Linked DNA regions of Homo sapiens: region 2 is linked to region 1. The links are chromatin contacts, found by Hi-C or POLR2A ChIA-PET in ENCODE. All regions are on one chromosome and are shown on one strand. Each heading gives the region's core, a stretch centred on a gene start or an enhancer-like site at or near the end of the contact. The rest is flanking DNA. Distances are from core to core; before and after follow the strand shown. Region 1 holds the start of RBM28 (RNA binding motif protein 28). Region 2 has its middle 27 kb from the start of LEP.

Region 1 (3,717 bases), core at 93-2,592:
CAGCTACTTGGGAGGCTGAGGCAGGAGAATGGGTTGAACCAGGAGGCAGAGGTTGCAGTGAGCGGAGATCGTGGCACTGCACTCCCGCCTGGGCGACAGAGCAAGACGCAGTCTTTAAAAAAAAAAAAAAATCTTACATGATCTGCTACTCTAGATCTCATCTCCTAATTCTCTTCCCTTTACTCACTTCAATCCAGTCACCCTGTCCTCCTTACTACTCCTCCAATATACCAAAAACACCTCTGTTTCAGTACCTTTGAGCTTGCTGTTTTCTCTTCCTGAATTGTTCTTCCTCCGGAGAGGCATGTGTTCACTCTCTCACCTCAGTCCGTCCTTCTCTGGCCACCCTATCTATATTGCCACTCTTCACCCCCTCTCCCCACTATACACATGCACATAGACTTCCTAACCCCTTTCCCTGGCTTATTTTTCTCCTTAGCATTTGACATCATTTTCACGGTTGGCTTGTTTATTGGCTCGTTTATTGGCTCTCTTCCCCACCTTGAAGACATAAAATCAAAGATTTTTTTGGTTTGGTGTTGTGCACTGCTGCATCCCCAGGACCTACAACACTTCCTGGCACACAGTAGGTATTAAGTATTTGCTGAATAAATGAATGAACAAGTGGATAGCATCCTGGCTAAGATGTCCAGGTCTGAGGATCAAATCGGGGGTCCACTACTTAACAGCCGTACAAACTTAAAGTTACTAAATTCCCCTAAATCCCGGATTCCTGTCTGTAAAATGACATTAAGACTCTCCATCCGGTAAGATTGCTGAGAAAATTAAATGAGATAACCTGTATCAAACTGATCACTGTACCTGCCAATCAGGTGACTCTCAATAAGTCTTACTGATGCTCTAGTTAACTATTTTCATTTTTAGCGCGCATAATCAACAGAAAGCGCTATAGAAACGTAAGGGAATGCTTTGCCCTTCATAAACTGACTCCTATGAACGCATCTAAAGCAGAATCAGTTTGGAAAAGAAACTCAGTTCCCTGTCCCTTCTCTTCGGGGAGGGTAAAGAATGATACGGCTCCCTGAAGTTTGGGAAGGTGCCCTCGATCGCAGGAAACCCCAGCCCTATCCTCGACCGCCCCGCCCCTACCTTTTTCAGTCACCACGAAGCACTGCTTCACCGGCCCCACCTGACTGAACAGTTCCTCCAGCTGCTCACTGCGGGCCGAGGGCGGGAGGCGGCCCACAAATAAGGTCAGGCCGGCCATGAGACCGGGAAACCCAAAGCGCGTGAGGACGCGAGCAAACTAGGCCGGCGCACGCGAGCCGAAACGCTGGCTTTGGTAGGACAACCAAGCTCACACGCCGAGAGATTCCGGAAGTGCTCGTTGCCCAAAAGAGACCGGAGGAAAACATGGTCGGGAGGGGGATAAAAGGTTCCGGAATGAAAAAATAATGGCGCCCCGGGGCGTAGCTTCTGGAGCGGGGCTCCGCCCCCTGCCCTAGCATCGCCCTCGCCACTTTTGTGTAAACTTGGCATCAATAATTTCTACCCTAGTGTTACAGCTTTTTTAGAATTTGCCTAGCAGGCTTTCTGGTTTTTGCCGGAAGGCCTCCAAAAAGTAATTTTTTTTCTTAATATACAAAATAAAAATAAATAATTTCTACCCTGTTTAAAAATCTCACCTCCAGATCCTCCCCAAAGTTAGCAGGACAGGCAGAAGAAGTCGTTTTTGCCCCGGGCGTAACTCAGGATCTGATATACTGTGGGTGTTTGATATTTTCTGAAGTGCCTCCACAAATTCCCAGATTACGTGCATAAAACACAACCGGAACACTAACACGTAGACATAGATATATCATATACATCATTCGGACGATTCTCATTTTCGGAGAACACCAGCTGTCTGTCACCTCAGCCTCACAAACAAATTGTAGCTACTAAAATACACATAGACACAGATAGTACACAATTATTATTTCAATAAATATATACTGAGCTCTAACTATGAGCCAAGCATTAGGGATAAAACTGGTGAGCAAAGAAATGACAGGGTCCCTGCCCTCATAGAGATTACAGTCTAATGGTGGAAACAGATTTTTTTTTTTGACAGGGCCTCACTTTATCAACCAGGCCGGAGTGCACTGGCACGATCTCGGCTTACTGCAGCCTCGACCTCCCAGGTTCAAGCAGTCCTCCTGCCTCAGCCTCCTGAGTAGCTGGAACTACAGGTGCACCACCACACCCGGCTAATTTTTGTATTTTTTGCAGAGACAGGGTTTCACCATGTTGCCCAGGCTGGTCTCAAACTCCTGAGCTCAATTAGCCCCCCTTAGCCTCCTAAAGTGCTAGGATTATAGGTGTGAACCACCACACCTGGCTGGGAAGACTATTAGTCCAAAAATTCTTACAAATAAATCACAGCACACACACTGCAGGACCACATCAAACACACTCAAAGCAAACATAACATCCAACTTATACACAGAGACCTAGAACCCATGTCCTCCTAGAAACAGAAGATCTTTGTCTCAAGTCAGCTCATCAGACAGACCCAAAGCTGAGAGCTCTTAATTGGCTAGGAAATCTGGGTGCTCCTGGTTCTGGAACACAGAGAGTGTTTGCCATGCCACTGGGCTCAGGACCTGAATAGGTGCAAGAGAGCTACACCTTGCAGAACAACTAGCTCAAAAAAAAGTACCCAAGGCCATTTTTTAAATAATTTTTTTTTTAGCAGACTCTTGCTCTGTCACCCAACTTGGGGTGCAGTGGCACCATCATGGCTCACTGCAGCCTTGATCTCCTGGGCTCAAGCAATACTGCCACCTCAGCCTCCTGAGAAGCTAGGACCACAAGTGTGTACCACCATGCCTGGCCAATTTATTTATTTTTTTGTACAGACAGTTCTCCCTGTGTTGCCCAGGCTAGTCTTGAACTCCTGGGATAAACCAATCCTCCCACTACGGCCTCCCAAAGTGTTGGGATTATAGGCGTGAGCCACTGAGCCCAGCCAAATCATTACTTTTAAATGATAGTAACATGGCAGATAGAAAACTCAAAAACTTTACAGTTTTAGTACCTTTTATAAGGCACTATGGTGAAAATTAAGTTTCATGATCTCCTCAAGCCCCATTCACTTTCAATACATTTTGGATGGCTAGACGACTGGTTGATAGTGATGGGAGTGGAGATTAGGGGGACGCTAAACATCACATTTATGGAGCTCTAGTTCGAAGTAAGTAATCTATGCTTAAAATAAAACTTCACGATTATTTTTTAAAAATACAACTCACGGCCAGGAGCGGCCGTGATCCCAGCACTTTGGGAGGCCGAGGTGGGTGGATCACCAGATCAAGGGTTCGAGACCAGCCTGGCCAACATGGTGAAACCCCGTCTCTACTAAAAATACAAAAAGTAGCCGGGCATGGTGGCACATGCCTGTAATCCCAGCTACTCGGGAGGCTGAGGCAGGAGAATCGCTTGAACTCAGGAGGCAGAGGTTGCAGTGAGCCGAGATTGCACCACTGCACTCCAGCCTGGGCAACAAAGGAAGACTCCATCTCAAAAAAATATATAACTCACTTTGGGAGATCAAGATGGGTAGATCACTGGAACTCAGGAGTTCGAGACTTCTGAAAATAAAATACAAGTTTATTTTTCTTTTTTTCTGAGCAGAGTCTCGCTCTGTCACCCAGGCTGGAATGCAGTGGTGCGATCTCGGTTCACTGCAACCTACACCTCCTAGGTTCAAGCAAT
Region 2 (3,865 bases), core at 89-2,588, 77 kb before region 1:
CTCAGACAGAGCCCTGGTTCCTTCCTGAGCACTGGCCTCAGCAGCTTCCCCCAGGGACACTCCCTGCCACCTCCTGGTGAGCTTCAATGTCTTCCTGCTGGGCCAGGCTGCCGAGGCCTGAAGATCTCGGGTCCACCCTATGCAGCCAGCCTGACCGGGTTGAGGAAAGGCTGGGGAGGTAAAGAAGAGGTCTGCTTTCCACCAGATTCCCAAGCCCAGCAGACAATTATGCCATTAAATAGTCAGTTTACAAACCATGGAGGGCACTGATTGTTCTCTTCCAAGACAAACTGGTGAGGTAGGAAGCTCCTGGGAGTAGGCACTGGGAGACCTAGGTTCTAATCCCAGCTCCACTAGTAGCTGCTAGTGCCAAAGGTCTTGGACAAATCCCTTCTCCTGTCTAGTCCTTAGTTGATAAAATAAGAAACTGAATTTAAATGCTCTCTTTCGATTCTACAACTAACATATTTTTTTTTCTTTTCACTCTTTCAAGAGTCTGTAGAAAAGGGTAGGAAAAGATCCCTCTTTTTTTTCAAGAGGGTAGAGAATGGTGAATAAGAGCAGTCTTTCAAATCAGCCTGCACAGGTTTGAATCCCAGCCTGGCTCCTTTCAAACTGTGTGACCCTGAGCAAGTGACTTAACCCTCTCTGTGCTTCCATTTTCTCTTCTCTACCATGAAGATAGTAGTATCTGTCTCACAGCCTTGTGAAAGGACATGATGAATTAGCATTCAAAGGCCTTTCAATAGCTCCTAGCACATAGCTATTATTTCTTCAGCAACTACTGTATACCACGCTCTGTCCCAGGCACTGCAGAGACAGAAGTGATTGAGAGCCATGGTCCTTGCCCTCCAGGATCGTACTGTCTCCTAGGAAAATGTTGCCCTGGCAGCCTCTCTCTGATGGTCACATGTTTGCATCCCTAAGGGTAGGATCGTTCCTGGCCTTCTGCCCAGGCACGGGGTTGGGCATGAAACAAGTCCCCCCACAGGTCTCTGAGGCGCATACCAGCTGCCTGACTCTTGATTTTTTCTTTCCCTGCTTCTTTACTGCTTTTCCCCTCCTGATTCCACTTGATGTCTAACTTCAAAGAGAATAGAAATAAATAAAAGCTCCTGCAAAAGAGGCTGTCTTCCTCCTCCCTCTGCATTCCCTCTCTAATCTTCTCTCCAGTCTCCGCCTGTTGGTGTTGCATCATTCCTGCTCACAGCCTCGCTCCATTTGCCCCGTTTAGGGAGCTACGAGATCCCTCGGTGCCTCCTGCCCTCCTAAGAACACACTCTGGCCTTGCTCTTCCTAGAACCCGACATGGCCATAATCTTCTTGGTTCGTGAGGACATTGGCTGCAGGAACATTCAGCTGTGTTTTCCCAGGGGATGGGGGCGGGGGCCAGAGAAATTGTTCAGCTCCTGCGCAGTCAGCAGGGAAGGTAATCGGGATTAATCTGAGCACTGCCAAATGCAGATGAGTCCCAGCCAAGGAGGGAGGGCAGGAAGCTACTGTCTCAGGGGCCAGCTGCTGCTGCCGCCAGGGGGTCCGGGGAAGAGGAATGAGGCACTGGCACAGATCAGAGAGCCCCAAGAGGTTTGGACAGCATCGTGGAGGTCTGGGGCCGCCCAGCCCAGTCTGGCCAGGAGGGCTGCTTGGTGGATGTCTTTCATGGCATGTTGAGAGCTGGCAGGCTAACTGTGTATGCACAAATGCACACTGGCTGTTTGAGGAATTCCCAAATCCCTTGCTGGAGGCTAGATGATGAAAAACAGGATTCTAGAGGAATCCTGTGGCCTCCCGTGCCACCATGCTCATTCTTGGGCTGCCAGGGGTCGGGGGGTGCTGGGAGGAGGAGTGCAAATGGCAGCCCTTTGGCCAATTCTGGCAGGTCCTGGGTCAGACAGATTAAATGATGGTAAGCGAGGAGTTGGGCAAATATTTCTGAGTGCCTACTATGTGCCCGATGCTGTGCCAGGCTCCAGAGAAACAAAACTGAACAAATAGAGGGGCTCATAGCCTGGTGGGAAGACAGTGGCACTGGGGGACACAGAGGCTCCCTGAGCTGTGGGAAACATGTGGAGGTGATCTTTGGGGTCCTGGCACCCCCTCCTCCATGCCCCTCATCCCTGCAAGTACCATAATCCTTTTACAGTATTAGTGGCTGATGGAGAGTTACTTCCAGGATGATTTGTTTAAAGAGGAAATTCTTGAAGCCCTCAAACCCTCCAGTGCTAACAGGGGGCAGGGGATCAAAATGGCAACGTTTTAGGCCTCCTGCTACATCTGGGAAGGGGGAAGAAGTAATCACCCACTGACCTGAGGTCAGGATGTCAGGGGCCTGGTCCATGCCCTGTCACTCCAGGCTGGGTGAGCTGGGGCAAGTCACTAAGCTCTCAAAGCCTCCCTCCCAGGTTTCTGTGCAGCTTAGAGGAGATGCTGTAATTGGCAGGGAAGGGGCAGACCATGGTGTGATGCACGGCTGGAGCCTCCCTGTCTTCATCTTGCAGTAGCCCTGTGGCCCTTTCATATCCCTGGATGCACACTTGCTGCTGAGTTTCCTATGGGTCATGTTCACATTGATTTATGTGTAAACAGTTGTTGAAAATAATACAATATTTTATGAGGCTAAACAGAAGACAAGGGGCCCTAATAAAAGCAGATGCATAAACCAGTGGAACAGAATAGAGAACCCAGGAACAAATCCACACATCTACAGTGAACTCATTTTCAACAAAGTTTCCAAGAACATACATTGAGGAAATGTATTTAATAAGTGGTGCTGAGAAAACTAGATATCCATAGGCAGAAGAATGAAACTAGACCCCTATTTCTCACCATATGCAAAAATCAAATCAAAATGAATTAAAGGCTGAAATAAGACCTCAAACTGTGAAATTATTACAATAAAACATTGGAGAAACTCTCCAGGACATTGAAGTGGGCAAAGACTTCTTGAGCAATATCCCATAGGCACAGGCAACCAAAGCAAAAATGGACAAATGAGATCACATCGAGTTGAAAAGCTTCTGCACAGCAAAGGACAAGATCAACAAAGTGAAGACAGACGCCACAGAATGGGAGAAATATTTGCAAACTACCCATCTGACAAGGGATTAATAACCAGGATATATAAGGAGCTCAAATAACTCTCTGGGAAAAAAATCTAATAATACCACTTTTAAAATTGGCAAAAGATCTGAACAGACGTTTCTCAAAAGAAGACAAACAAATGGCAAATATGTGTATGATCCAAAAGACAGGCAATAACAAATGCTGGCGAGGATGTGGAGAAAAGGGAATCCTCATACACTGTTGGTGGAAATGTAAATTAGTACAACCACTATGGAGGACAGTTTGGAGGTTTCTCAAAAAAAACTAAAAATAGAGCTACCATATGAGATCTGCACTCCTATGTTTACTGTAGCACTGCTCACAATAGCCAAGATTTGGAAGCAACTAAGTGTCCACCAATAGATAAATGGGGCTGGGTACGGTGGCTCACAACCATAATCCTAGCACTTTGGGAGGCCAAGGGAGGTGGATGGCTTGAACCCAGGAGTTTGAGATCAGCCTGGGCAACATGGTGAAACCCTGTCTCTACAAAGAAATACAAAAATTAGATAGGTGTCATGGCATGTGCCTATAGTCCCAGCTCCTTGGGAGGCTGAGGTAGGAGGATCAATTGAGCCCAGGAGGTTGAGGCTGCAGTGAGCCATGATTGCTCCACTGTACTCCAGCCTAGGCAACATAGTGAGACCCTGTCTCAAAAAAAAAAAAATAGACGAATGGATAAAGAAAATGTAGTACATATATACAATGGAGTACAATTCAGTCATAAAAAAGATGAGATCCTGTAATTTGCGACAACGTGGAT

What was found. A loop is a pair of places that touch in the nucleus more often than their neighbours do. ChIA-PET counts read pairs that join two places held with the same protein, here RNA polymerase II (POLR2A). Pooled maps may share reads with other maps.
Region 2: a pooled map shows a loop between it and region 1 (2.1-fold over the local background). The contact joins the enhancer-like site here to the promoter of RBM28 in region 1. A Hi-C loop is called at or near these places in 2 of 168 maps with a recorded cell type or tissue (astrocyte of the cerebellum and endothelial cell of hepatic sinusoid) and 1 of 50 pooled maps. POLR2A ChIA-PET finds 5 or more read pairs at or near these places in 9 of 52 experiments (BJ, H1, HEK293T and 5 more).

The regions. Positions count from the first base shown.
Region 1 is chr7:128,342,566-128,346,282 of GRCh38, forward strand. RBM28 (RNA binding motif protein 28) reads right to left here and starts at 1,343. Exons shown (of 19, transcript NM_018077.3): 1 at 1,111-1,343. The coding sequence starts at 1,228. It also overlaps the pseudogene RNU7-27P. RefSeq lists an enhancer at 1,284-1,483.
Region 2 is chr7:128,266,042-128,269,906 of GRCh38, forward strand. No RefSeq gene overlaps it. Among named protein-coding and RNA genes, the nearest start is that of LEP, 27 kb to the left of the region's middle. RefSeq lists an enhancer at 1,481-2,210. Within about 2 kb of position 1,339, at least 8 of the 41 ENCODE cell types and tissues checked have a DNase peak (open chromatin) inside an H3K27ac peak, as active enhancers do.